2 separate regions of the Homo sapiens genome follow, and region 1 is linked to region 2. The links are chromatin contacts, found by Hi-C in ENCODE. All regions are on one chromosome and are shown on one strand. The core of a region is the stretch at or near the end of the contact, and the rest is flanking DNA. Distances in the headings are between cores, read along the strand shown.

Evidence for each region. Hi-C counts contacts between places; a loop is a spot of excess contacts on that map. Pooled maps may share reads with other maps.
Region 1: a loop to region 2 is called in a map of gastrocnemius medialis, with 2.4 times the contacts of the local background. The contact joins two enhancer-like sites. A Hi-C loop is called at or near these places in 8 of 168 maps with a recorded cell type or tissue (ascending aorta, cardiac septum, dorsolateral prefrontal cortex and 5 more) and 4 of 50 pooled maps.

What each region holds. Positions count from the first base shown.
Region 1 is chr2:71,613,733-71,620,180 of GRCh38, reverse strand. The region is part of intron 40 of DYSF (dysferlin); the gene reads right to left. Among named protein-coding and RNA genes, the nearest start is that of DYSF, 150 kb to the right of the region's middle. Within about 2 kb of position 4,985, at least 22 of the 41 ENCODE cell types and tissues checked have a DNase peak (open chromatin) inside an H3K27ac peak, as active enhancers do; they include dorsolateral prefrontal cortex, gastrocnemius medialis and heart right ventricle, where a contact is called at or near this core.
Region 2 is chr2:71,684,007-71,690,954 of GRCh38, reverse strand. DYSF (dysferlin) reads right to left here. Exons shown (of 56, transcript NM_001130987.2): 56 at 4,192-4,501. The coding sequence ends at 4,463. Among named protein-coding and RNA genes, the nearest start is that of DYSF, 220 kb to the right of the region's middle. Within about 2 kb of position 5,424, at least 6 of the 41 ENCODE cell types and tissues checked have a DNase peak (open chromatin) inside an H3K27ac peak, as active enhancers do; they include dorsolateral prefrontal cortex, gastrocnemius medialis and heart right ventricle, where a contact is called at or near this core.

The sequences.
Region 1 (6,448 bases), core at 3,736-6,235, 70 kb after region 2:
CAAAATCTGCCTATTTCAGGGACACTCCAACCCCAGCATCCTAACCTCTGAGCCACACCAACACTGCAGGGCATGGTTCCCAAAGCTACAGCAGGTTACTCAGTCTTCCCTCCTCCAGGACAAGAACCAGGGCATCATATGTCTTCCCCAAAACCTGACATCAGTGGGGACTTTAGGAGTCTTATAGTCCCACCTCCACTCCATGCTACAAATCACTTTCTGCATCCTTTTCTGAGCATCAGCTCCTTGCCTACAATCTCCCAGTACTGTGAATCAATCTCCCTGTACTGTGAATCCTTGGGCTGCAGCCTGAGGAGGGCCTCAGGGCTCAGGGCTGAAGGCAGGAAGACTTGTTCAGAGACCACTACGATACTCTAGGATAAGGGGATGGGGCTCTGGGTGAATGAGTACCAGGCTAGCAGGTGGGCAAGGTGAGAAGACGCATGCTAGGCAGAGGGAATCGCAAGCGCAAAGGTAGAGGGGAAGAAAGAAGCACAGCCCGTTCGAGAAAGAGCAAACGGGTCAGGAGGGTAGGTGCTGGGAAGCAGCCAGCTAGGACCCAGAGCTGCCGGGGCTGGCCCCTCAACCTCTAAGCCTTGAGCAGGGGGCTCTGGGAGGACTCCAAGGGGCGAAACCCCAGGCTGCCCTGCCTTCCTCAACAGGAAGATCCTGGAAGACACTCCCCCGATGCCCAAAGAAACCCACGGAAGGTGAAGCCCTGCTGGGCCCAGGAGGGACGTTTGGGGACTCGGATCCCTCCCTGCTCTGTGAAAAGACACATCACTGAGGGGCCCCTCAGGGCTGTTCAGAGCCAGAAGCATACGCAGGAGGGCAGAATCAGCCTTGGGCACCTAGCCAGGGCTGCTGGATGGCCCTGGGGTGCTGGCCACATGTCGTGTGACCCCTGGAATAGACTGGGTGAACTCCACGTGCCACCCCTAGCTGGCCAGAGACGGGCCTCGCCAGGCAGCAGCTCTGCCCCTCCCATTTGCATCCTGAACCCCACAGAAGCCTTACTGTTATTTTTAATGCAGTTCTTTTTTAGAAAGGTGAGAGGGAAACCGGCAGTTCACCAGAGCAAAATAAAGCTAAACATAGTGCTCCAAAGATCTGGTCCAGCTTCAGAAATTACACGTTCCCCTTTGGGACTCGGGCATAATTTGCCACTCCGGTTCTGGGAGCACGTTCCCACCTTCACGGCATCCCAGAGACTATAACTGGAGCAGCAGGCTCAAAATTAGCCCCAGCCCCAGCGCCTGGGAGCCTGGGAGCCTGGGAGTCCCAGAGCCGGCCAGCCCCAGCACCCACCCGACAGAGTGAGGAAACAGTCTCCCGAGGCCTCCTGCACACTAGCAGGCCAGGCCTGTCTCCTGCTGGCACCCCACGCTCACCACACACACAAAAAACACACTCACACGGACACACACCCACCACCTCTACTCCACATACACACCCACCTCTGCCACACACACCATCTCTACCACGCACACACACTCACATCCCTCTACCACACACACACCTCCTCTGCCACACACACCACCTCCTGTAACACACACACCACCTCTACCACACCCACCACCTCTACCACACACACACAACTCTACCCCACACAAACACACACTCCACCTCTACCACACACACACACCCCACCTCTACCACACACACACCTCTACCAAACACACACATCACCTCTACCACACACACACCTCTACCACACACACACAACCCCACCTCTACCACACACACCCCACCTCTACCACACACACACCACCTCTACCACACACACACACACCACCTCTACCACACATGCCACCTCTACCACACACACACCCCTCTACCACACACACACCCCATCTCTACCACACACACACACACCACCTCTACCACACACACACCTCTACCACACACACACACCTCTACCACACACGCCACCTCTACCACACACACACCCCACCTCTACCACACACACACATCCCATCTCTACCACACACACTTATACCCCACCTCTACCACACACACACACACACACCACCTCTACCACACACGCCACCTCTACCACACACACACCCCACCTCTACCACACACACACCCCATCTCTACCACACACACACCCCATCTCTACCACACACACACACACACACCATCTCTACCACACACACACACCCCATCTCTACCACACACACATATACCTCACCTCTACCACACAAACACCTCTACCAAACACACACACCACCTCTACCACACACACACCTCTACCACACACACACACCTCTACCACAAACACACCTCTACCACACACACCCCACCTCTACCACACACACACACCCCATCTCTACCACACACACTTATACCCCACCTCTACCACACACACACATATACCCCACCTCTACCACACACACACCACCTCTACCACACACACCACCTCTACCCCACATACACACACACCACCTCTACCACACACACACCCCACCTCTACCACACACGCACACACCCCACCTCTACCACACACACACCCCACCTCTGCCACACACACACCACCTCTGCCACACACATCACCTCTACCCCACATACACACACACCACCTCTACCACACACACACACACCACCTCTACCACATACACTCATACATACACACACGTACCCCTTTGCCACATAAAACATACACACAGAGTCCCACTTCCAAGCCTTTGCCCGAGCCCTTTTGCCTGCCAGGAAAGCCTCCCTGTCCTCCCCTGTTCACCCACCCGCCTCAGAGGCCGCCTTCCCGGAGAAGCTTCCCTGGTTGCTTAGCCTATGGTGAACTTGCAGGGCCAGGAGACTCCAAGAGTTTGGTCTCCTTGTTAATGAAACATCTCCTCACTTTGACATCACTCATTTGAGATCTTCTGGACACCCCCTCATCCCTTGTCTCTTTGTGACCAGAGTCGGAACTTCCTAAAAGTTATTTCTCTAATTCTTCAACACTCACATATTCCCACCTCCCGAAATTCTCCTTCTCTGAGGACTTGAAGAGGAGCCCCTCTACCTAGGAGTGCTCTCTCGGAATGCTAAGCAAGAGCCGCCCTTGCCATACCCAGCTGGCTCTGGGGGCATCTCAGTGCCTCAAAGGTGCGATTTCTGGGGGCACAGCCTCTATTTGGAGCTTCAAGACCCTCTATAGGAAATGGACAGGGGGTGGCAGGCTCTCTGTGTGTTCCTGAACACTGTTTTTCTTCCCCTAATCATAATCATAACACCAAGAACTGCCTTAATAAAAAAACAACAACAACTAGTGAACAAAGGCCTTAATTTTATTTTAAAGGTAGAAATGAAGTCAGAGACAGAATCAGAGACAGAAAGAGAAACCTAAAAAGAAGAGGAAAGAATGACAATGAAATGTTGGGTGCAGTGCATTCAAATTGTGTGTTTGGATGGAGGTAAGCCCTATTTTTTCATTATTTTTCTATATTTTCCAAATTTTATATAATGAACACGTATCATTTTATTATCTGAAAAAATGAATATATCGTTTTCTAAAGCAGAGAACTAGATGGAATAGGACACTTCTGCTCTCCCTGTGTGAGGACACACCCAGGCCTGCCCTCAGAAAGTTCAAAGTCAAGGCCACAATTCCTGCAATGCCACCACCAAGCTTAGACACACCTCTGGCCAGCACCCATGGAAGCTCGTGCACACACCTGCTCCTACCACCCCCACCTGTCATGCTCACTCATGTGCACACACCACCCCCACCCCTAGTCTGCCACTCTAAAGTCTACACATAGGATGGCTGCACAGACCAAGAACAAGTGGTGGAGTTAATACGTGTGAGTATTTCTCATCCCAATCCTCATCACCATGGAGAACAGTTTAAACAGGCCAGGCACCCCCTAAACAGGGCCCCCCACCCTTACCCTTAGAGACAGACACTGATCTACGAGCCCTGGGATGCTGAGCACAGACCTGCCTTATACACGTTTTGAGTCACCTCCAGAATTGGCCACTCTCGACACAAACCAAAACATTTCTAGAAACCTAAGAAATACTCCGTGGTGAGTGCCAGCCCATGGCCTGAACATCAGGCAAGGGTCTCCGGTGACATGTTCTAAATGTGTGGCCAGCTCATCCCAGGACCTAGGCAGATGCTGGTAAGAAGGCTTTGGGAGCAGAGAGAAGGTGTCACGGAGGAAAGTGACAGGAAGGGACCAAGATGGAAGGGTAACTCTGGCAAGAGCAGGTTTGAGCTAGGAGGGGTCCTAGGACCACAGCCAGGACACAGTGAACACATCCAGCACCAGCCAGGGCTGCATCAACTGTGAGGATGGAACAGGCTGCCGAGAAACACCGGTGGGGCAGACAGAAGCCAGCCAAAATCCAGATTCTGCCAGACCTCTCGTCCCTCCTGTCCCCAGAAGCCAGGGCCCTTCATGCTATCTGCACTGGGGAAGGAGGGAGAGGAAGAAAGCCCAGCCATAGTTATCTAGCAAACCACTGGAACTGCACCCGGGGTCAGCTGCCTCCTGGGTTGGCCTTGGAGCGCCTGTCCTTCAGAGTGCCAGGGACAGGGAGGAGAGGCGAGTGAGTGAAAGATTTCCTGGATCAGCCAAATCAGAGCAATAGATCTCAGAGAAAAACATGGAACAAAGTCAGATACCAGAAAAGGGGCTTCCCCAGAGGGCCAGGGCTCCCTGCAGAACAGAACTGGTCTCCCTGCTGGGTTTGAGGCTTTTGAGAACAGAGTTTTGTCTCTTTCATCAGACAGGGAGCTCCATGAGGGCAAGGTCCAAGCCTCCCCCATCAGAGCAAATCAGTGTCATTTCCTCCTCCTCCCCTGTCCCAGGCCAGGGGAGGCCCAGCCCCTCCCCAGGTGGGTACACCTCCAGGAGCCCCATCCCAGCTCCCACCAGTGCTGCTGGTCTGGCCAGCAGCTCTAGCCAGAGTGGCCGTGTGCTCCCACAAACAGCACAGGCCCAGCTCTGGCTCAGATCCCAGCCCCAGTTCCCTCATGTCAACGCCGGGAGGATGGCCAGGCTGGGCCTCCTCATCGTCTGCCTCTGGCTGTGCTTGTGGCCAGCAGGACCTAAAATAGTCCCTCCCCATCTGAGTGTGTAGACATTTTGAGGGCAGCACACACAGAACGGAAATCCTGCTGGGCAGGCCCTGCACTTCCCTGCACAATCTCAGACAGGCCCATGGAGCAGCCGGGAAACAGGAGCCAGGAGCAGGCAGCCAGAGTTTGGGGCAAATTATCTGCCTAATTCAGCTATAAACACCCAAGCAGCCCAGAGGCACTAGCACTGAGTTTAGCTAAATTTCACATAGGGACATCTGAAATTTCCATTTGGGTTTCCCCAGCCAAGAGAGAGATTCCTCCTCAGATCCATACAGACAGTAGCCAGAAAATTCGTCCATCCATCCATCAACCCATGCACCCATCTACCCACTTGCCAAGACAGACAGACTTTCATTAACACCTCCGCTAAGCGAGGCCTTGTGCTGAGCATTGAGAATACAAAGAGGAAGGAGCCGCAGTTGCTCCCCTGAGCTTAGCCTGGGGAATATGCTAACATTGACAGAGACAGCAGGCCCTAGAGCAGCACAGTGACCCAAAGATAGGCAAGTCTCACAGGAGAAGAGGAGCCAGGAAAGACTCCCCCAAAGAAGCGACCATGCCTAAGTTAAGTCTTAAACAATGATCAAGAGTTGGACAAGGGACAGGGGGCAGGAGGTCTTCCCAGCAGAAAGGCTGGCAGGGCAGAACCCTGGAGAGCCACAGAGGCTGGAGAGATGGAACACAGGGCTTCTGAGGACTTTTAGCATCAGTGAAACTACAGATGCAGCAAGGCCCGAGGACACAGGTGTTGTCTATACAGGCCTGGAGGCTCTGCCTCTGGGTGGCCCAGAAGTTCTGGGAGCCCCAGGGTGCCAGGGGTATGACCAGTATCTTGCAAAGCCCAGAGAGGAGGGTGACAACCTGGAACAGATGGTGAGTTCAAGGCTGGTGCTCACAGTGAGACCTTTCTCCATGTCTACTGTGGGAAGGACCAGATGGGCTCAACCCTACAGAATCCAGAGCCACTCCATGGCCCACAGTCGGGGGAGCGCTGCCCCTCAGCACAAGGTGCCACAGACCTCCTGCCATGCTCTGTGGCATTGGCATCTGCATCACAGGCTGGCCCTCAGTTGCTGAGTATGCAGCAAAAGGAAGACTCCTACCTCCCCCAGGGCTGGAGACCTTAGAATAAGGCCCCTCCCTGCCTCCTTCCTCCTTTTCCCTGCAGATGGAGGAATGGGGCGAGATAGACTCTTGGCTTGGACACAGCCTCTTCTTTCTAAGCTGTCTCCAAGGAGCCACCAAGCACAAGCCCACAGAACAACCTTCCCCCTAAGAAGGGGCCTGTCCCAGATAGGGAGATGGGGCTGGAGGACCCCAGAGATGGCCCACTCACTCCCTCCCCTGTCGTCCTTC
Region 2 (6,948 bases), core at 4,175-6,674:
GAACCACGCAGGGAAGATCTGAGAGAGAGGAATGGCCAAAGGCAGTAGCATTTGGGTTTCAATGACGTTGGCCTGCTAGGGGCCTGATCATAAGTGGAGATGGTGGTAATGGGAAAAGAAGTAGCTTGACTCAGATTCAAGAAGCAGAATTTGTGGGATTTGGTGATGTGTTGGATATGAGGAGTAAGAGGCGATAGGCCTCAAGGATGCCTCCCACAAGTGCAGCTCCAGGGACTAGATGGGTGGAGGGAAAAATAGAGCAGGAGTTTTATAATGGGGTGGAGGATGGAGACTTTGAGTGGGAGGGTTTGAGTTCATAGTGCCAGTGCGTAAGCAGTACACTAAGGCGCCTGCAGCGGAGGGGAGAAACTGGGCTACAGTGAGGGATTCCGGGTTCATTCACCTGTAGAAGGCAGAGAAAGTGGGGCAGGTGAGGGTGCCTAGGAGCCATACAATACGAGAACAGCGCCAGGGAAAGAGACCTGGGGAACATCACAGACGAACAGAGAGGGACGCCAAGCCACAGGGAGAGGAGGACCACCAGGCGACTGTGGTATCACAGAAGCTGGGTACAGACAGAAGGTTGATCAAGAAGCAGAGAACGTCCGTGCTGTCAGCCACAGCTGAGTCGTGAAGGGTGAGCGCCCACAGATTTAACCACCAAGGCTAGATTGTGCCCTTGTGTGAATTAGAAAAAGGTGCCCCTTCCTCAAGGTAATTTACTTCTATCAGAAAACTACTGTAACACACTGATTTTATTAGAACAAAACACTTTACTGCCATCTGTGGGAAAATTGCTATAATAAATAATAAACGTATGATGTCTTAGATGTGGTGCCTGTGCACGGCAGCCGTGGTTATTGCAGATGGCAGTGAAAACCGGTTTCAGAGGAGCAGAATGAAATTCGCCGGCAAGGAGGCTTGGAGCTGTGGGTAACACAGGACCCAACCAAAGATGGCTTACGCTACAAGGAATGTATGGCCCTGAGTCACAAGCTGTCTCCTCTGGTGGTAGGGTGACTTCAGGGTTGGTTCTTCCTCAATAGCTTCACCAAGAACCAGGTCCTCCCCACTTCCTCTGCCGTCCTCTGTGTGCTGGCTTTCTTCCTCAGGCTGATCGCCTCAGGATCACAAGATGGCAGCCACAGCCCCAGTCATTACATTGTTCCATAATATTAAGAGGCAGAAGATGAGGATGTGTCTCCTTTTGTGCCCCTTTTTACTGGGGAGAAAACCTTTCTAACGGTGCCTCAGTCCCTCTCATAACCACCACCCCCTGCCCCCACTAGTTGTGAAGTCAAAAATATCTCCAGACATTGCCAAACGTGCCCTGGAGGACAAAAGTGCCCCTGGCTGGAAACCATGGCCCCATGCCCATGTAGCAACTCCTAGAGATCTTTGAACCAGCTTCTGGTTTTGAACTACTGCTCCCTCTATTGTCTTTTCCATCCCTGCTCTTGACTCCACAGCTCCTGCTCATCATCCACCAGTGTATTGTAATTGCCCATCTACTTATCTGCCTCTTCTACTCAACTGTGAGCTCTAGGAGGGTGGGAACCATGTTTATCTTACTCAAGATTGTATCTCTAGAGCCTACCACCCTGCCTGGTACACAGATAGCCCCCCCAATGCATATATGATATATATATTTCTTTAATGCGCGAATGAATGGATGGATGAATGGATGAATCACCCTGAGCCCTGCCTTTCAGACCTTTCCCATTTGGCTCCTGGATTAGCGAACCACTCTTCTAGAATGGCCCTCTGCAACCAGCCGCACAGCAGCCTGAGAAATTGTCCTTTGCCATTTGTGACCATGGACCATTTTAAGAATCGAGTGGGATCACTGGGCCCTCACCCCATCAAAGGCAGTTTGACAAAATGTTTATATACCTGAAGCTCACCCATGTACCCCCAGGGGACTCCTGTCTCCCAAGAACAAAGCTAGAATGGTTTTTCAGAAAAACATGATTCTGATCAAGGTCTGTTCAGCTTCGAGTCCTTCTGGTCTTCCTCAAGTCTCCATAATGAAGTTCAAACTCCTCAGCCGCACACGCAAGGCCCTCCCCACCTGGCCTTGCCACCTGGCCTCTCTTCCTTCTCTGTTGGGCCACTTCCCTCCAGGCTCACTCTCCCCAGCCATGCCCTGAACCAGCTGAGTTCTTCGACAGCTCCACCACTCAGCCTCCACTTCTGCCACTGAGAACACCTTTCCTCTCTTAGCCGCCGGGCCAGTCCGATGCTCCACTCAAATGGTATCCCTTCTTGAGAGAGTCTCCTGCCCCTTCCTTCCCCAGGGCAGTGGGCACTCCTTCTTTGATACTCCCAAAAGGGAACAATTTCCCCACCGTGCTGGGAGCTATGGAAGGCAAAGAGTCACATGCAACTCATCCTCAGACCTTGCTCTAGGCCTGCCACATAGAGCATCTCAAGGCGCGTTTGCTGGGGATGGTGTCCCCTTGCCATCCATTCCTCATCCCCCTCTGAGTTTTTCTTAGTGGTCTATGTGGTCTCAGAGAGCAGCTTCAAGCCCAGCACGATGAATGGAGCCAGCTTTAAACTGAAGCCAACCTTGAGAACACAAACTCTCAATGATCTCACATTGAGGAGCTGGATCAGCCTTTACCTGAAACCAATCATCTGGGTGTTTCATTTCTGTAAAGCCATTGAATTCCCTTTCGTAGCTTGAGTGGGGTTTTCCATTACCTGCAACCCAGAGAATCAAGAATAAAGTGAAGGAAGAAATGAAAAAATGAGCACAATGACCCCTAAAGCTCTTTTAATCCAGCTGATAGTTGCATGGTATTCATTCATTTCCTCTTGCCTTTCCGCCCTGGAAGACAAAACAGACCTTCTTTCCAAAGCAAACCCCCTCCTCTCCTTCTCCAGAAACTGATTCCATGAATTACCTCATACTCTTTCTTGTGTCTTTGATCTTTCCCTAACAAGTGGCTTCCTCCTTCCTCCCTTCAAATATTCTCAGGTTTTCCCTCTCCTAAAAATCTCGCTCGGGGCCTCCTGAAGTGGTGGCCCCACCCCTTCCTTCCTCTCCCTCTAGCCCTCCCTAAAGGCCAGCCTCCTCTCACTGCCTCCCCACAGGCATGCTTAGTGTGCTCAGTGAAGGCTCAGCACCAGACTGACCTTCCCAGAAAAGCTCTGACCCCAGTCCCTGCTGTGTCCTACGTGCGGCGTGGCCCCTGGCTCTAGGGTTCAGGTGTCAGGGTCTCAGGACTCATAGCCACCTCTAGCCTGAAGCTCTCCTGAAGTAAGAAGCACCCTGCTTTCAAGGTGTAGCTCCCTCACCCAGGCAGGTTCCAGACATCAACCCTGTCCCAACCACCCCCAGTCCTGCCAATCAGTGAAGAGCCAAGGAGGACTGGGCCAGGATGCAGGGTCACCGTGGAAAACCGGGGACACCCGCTGGGTAACGGGAGTGGAGGCTGCCAGCTCTGTGCTCACAGAGTTCAGCCCCTCAGGCGAGAGATGCAGGAGACTCTTGGAAACGTGATGTTTTCAAGCGCTTGGCTTTCTCTCCAAGTATGTTCCTGCTGCTTCTGTAGATTAAGCCTGATTCCTGCAGGAAATGTCAAACCAATGGCTACAACTAAGCTTTAGACCACAAGAAAAAGGTGTCTTTGTCCAGATCGGATTCTTAAAGCAGAGAGAGGAAGCAGAGAGAGAGAATCGCAAGAAATCCCAGGATTCTATGGGAATAGGCCAAAGCCAGAGGTACAGTGGCCTCCCTGCCTAGGGGATTTCTGGCCGAACCCTCCCCACTGGAGTTCCCTTTCTATAAAATGGAACCTCTTCCCTAGCATGGTCAAAGAAACCAGAAGATACAGGTAGCTGCCCTCCTAGGCAAAGGGCAGCCTGGGAGACGGGGGGGGTGCCCGAGTAAGGAGAAGGCAGGGGGAAAGGGGAAAGTCCTGGATTGGAGAGGAGGCAGAGGAGGCCGGGGCTAAGGCAAACCAGACACCAAGCCCCAAGCCCACCCCACCCCCAACCAGTCTTGTGAAAGAAGAAGCAGTTCCACGGGCCCCACCCACTGCTTCTCAGCTGCCTCTCCCTCCAGAAGGCTGGGCTGGAAGCAGCACCCATACCCCGTCCACCCTCCCCGCCCACCCAGGCATATCCCCCTTCACAGTCACTCCCTGTTCAGGTACTGTAGAGATACACACACTGACACTGCTGTGTGGTTCCAACTGTTTTATACTGAAATATGTCTGAGCTGATCCAAAAAAGCGTTGGGTTGGGGGAGAAGGAAATGATGGAAGTGGGGTGATCTCAGAGCTCCATGTTAGCAACTCTGGGAGTGTGGGCCGGTCCATCTGTCTGTCTGCCCACCCTGGCAGGACAATCAGGCCTAGGAGGTCTGGAGGAGCTCGCCGAGCTGGGCGGAGGAGGCAGGCCAGTCCCATGCTGGAGGGGACCCCACGGCCCCTTCTACAGGGCAGGAGAGTCCTCAGCTGAAGGGCTTCACCAGCTTCATGGCAGCATAGTTCTGGAGGGAGGGAGGAGACAGGGACCCATGGTGATCCCACTGGGGCAGGCACAGCCAGAGCAGCTGTCCCAGACCTGGGGCTCAGAGGATGGGGCTAAGCTGCCAACAGGCAAGAGGCTGGGAGAGGACGCTCGTGGCTCTTCAACCACCTGCCCACGCCTCGCCCTCACCACTTGCCATCCATACCATGTGGGGCTCAACACTCCGCCCTGCCTAGTGCTCCAGCCCATCAGGCAAACCCATACCCTCCGAAACTCCACCCGCACCCTCCCACCTGGGGGCCAAAGCTGCCCAAATTGCTCTGTCTTCTCCCCCATCAAGCCAGGCCCATTTCCAGGTTCCAGCTGACTGCCCAGAGGACTCTGAGCACCCTGGACCTGGCCTCTTCCATCAGACAGGTGCTGAAGGTGGGGCCCAGGGTCCTCCCCCACATGGCAGCCCAGGGCTTACGGGTCATCACACCCCTGTCCAGAAAGCAGAGAGAGAGTTGGGGATGGGCTGTCGTGGATGACCCACGGCACAGCCCAGCACTAGAGACAGGGCACCCTTGATTGAGCCCTGCCTGCTGCAGGATTGACAGTATCCTCCCCTCCCCACTTCTCCCCCCAAAAACCATGAAAACACATACAACACAATACAGGGCTCCTAATTGGGACAGTATGTTCCCCAGCGCCGGCTGGGGAAAGCCAACTCTGGAAACAGAGCCGGCCCTCCTTCCCCGCCAAACGCCTCCTGCCTCCCCACGCTGGCCCTGCTCCCGGCTGGCTCTGAGGGGGAAGCTGAGAGGAATCAGACAGGCTGCCCCCTCATACCCCTCCCAAGGGAATTTCCAAGAGGGTAGGGGATTAGGCCAACTGGAGGAAGCTGCCCTGTCCTTGGGCCCCTCTCCACTAGGCCCTGGCTTGGGGCAGGCAGCCTCTGTCCCATGGCCTGAAAGCCAGGTGAGGGTCACCAGGGCCCGGCCCTCATCATCTGGTACTGGCCAAATGAATGAGTGACTTGGGTGGAAGGAGGCAGGATGTGCTCAGCTTGTAGCAAAGACCTGTGAGCAAAGCCAGTCTGCAGCCTCAGGCCCAGGCCACCCCCTTCATCCCTAGACCCCTTACCTAGGATCTGACATCCCCACACCAGCCCTGGGAGAGGGGAAGCAGGGTCCATATTTTAAAGAGGACAACTTCCAGAAGAACTCAAAGGAGAGTGGCCCGCTGCTGGGGGGACAGGAGACAGGGAGGAGCTCTGACCAGGCCCCCCACAGTACCACTCTGCTTCTGCCCACAGCGATGAGGAAGGACCACAGGCTGGAAGTGACTGGAAATCTTTCCTTCCTCTCCCAGCCAGGCAGCAGGGCCTCCTTCCCCAGGCCCCTGGAGGCCTAGATCTGCTGCCCAGTAGCCTAGCAGTGCAGGGTGCAGCTGGCAGGGGCTGGGCTTAGGCATGTCATGGGTGGTGGTGATGCCACTTTGGACCTGCCTTTCCCCTCCCCTTGGCTTTTCAGAAGGAGGCTTGGCTTAATATACAGCAGCCAGGGAAGATGACAGTGCTCCCCTAAGCACAGTCCCAGCCACAGAAGGCCAGAGCTAACCTAGTGCAGCCCCTTCCTCATGTGAGCAGGAGGGATTTGCCAAGGTCACAGGAAGAGTCCATAATCCTGACTCCAGCGACAGAGCTCTGTCACATCCAACAGGGTTTCTCCAACCATCATGTGCCTACATGCAGATTCCCCCTCAGCAGGCCGGGGCCGGCCGGGGACTCTGAGTTTCTAGTGAGTTCCCTGGTGCTACTGCTGCTAGTCCTCCGACTACACCAAGGGCGAGGGTCTGCAGCAGCTCTTCTCTTCCTAAACTCCCACGGCCTGAGCCTCCCAAAAGAGCATTTGATCATCCACAGTACTTTTCCTTACTCTCTGGTTTCAATGTCTCCCCAGGGAAGTGAGCACTCCCCAGTGGCATGAGGCCTCATCCTCTTCTCCCTCATCCCCAAAACACGCCCTTACCTCCCAGACGCACACACGTGCTTAGAGTCTCTGTGGCTAACTGAACACTGGCCAGCTGGGCTCCGAATGGGAGGAGGAGCTTGAGGCAGGCTGGGAAGGGTGCCCCCTGGGCAGGAGACACCAGGCAGAAGTCCTGGGGCCTGACCCCGGATCTCAGGTCACAGCAACAGCTCATGCTGCAGGACACCACACGTGCACACACTCTTCCACAGTCCTGTATCTCAGCTTATATTTGTAATCTCGTCTCCCTTGGCTTAAAGAGGCCTCCCACATCGTACACACCTCGAGTCCCTGCAACCTAGATCTACCCTGGACCACAGTCAGATTTTGCTGATGGACAAACCTCAGAACCTCAGAAACATTTCTCCATTGCGCCTCAGGTGACCACAGCCAGCTTAGCAGGCCTGGCCTGTAGGCAGACCCTTCACCACCCTGGTTCTAGACTCTCCTTAGT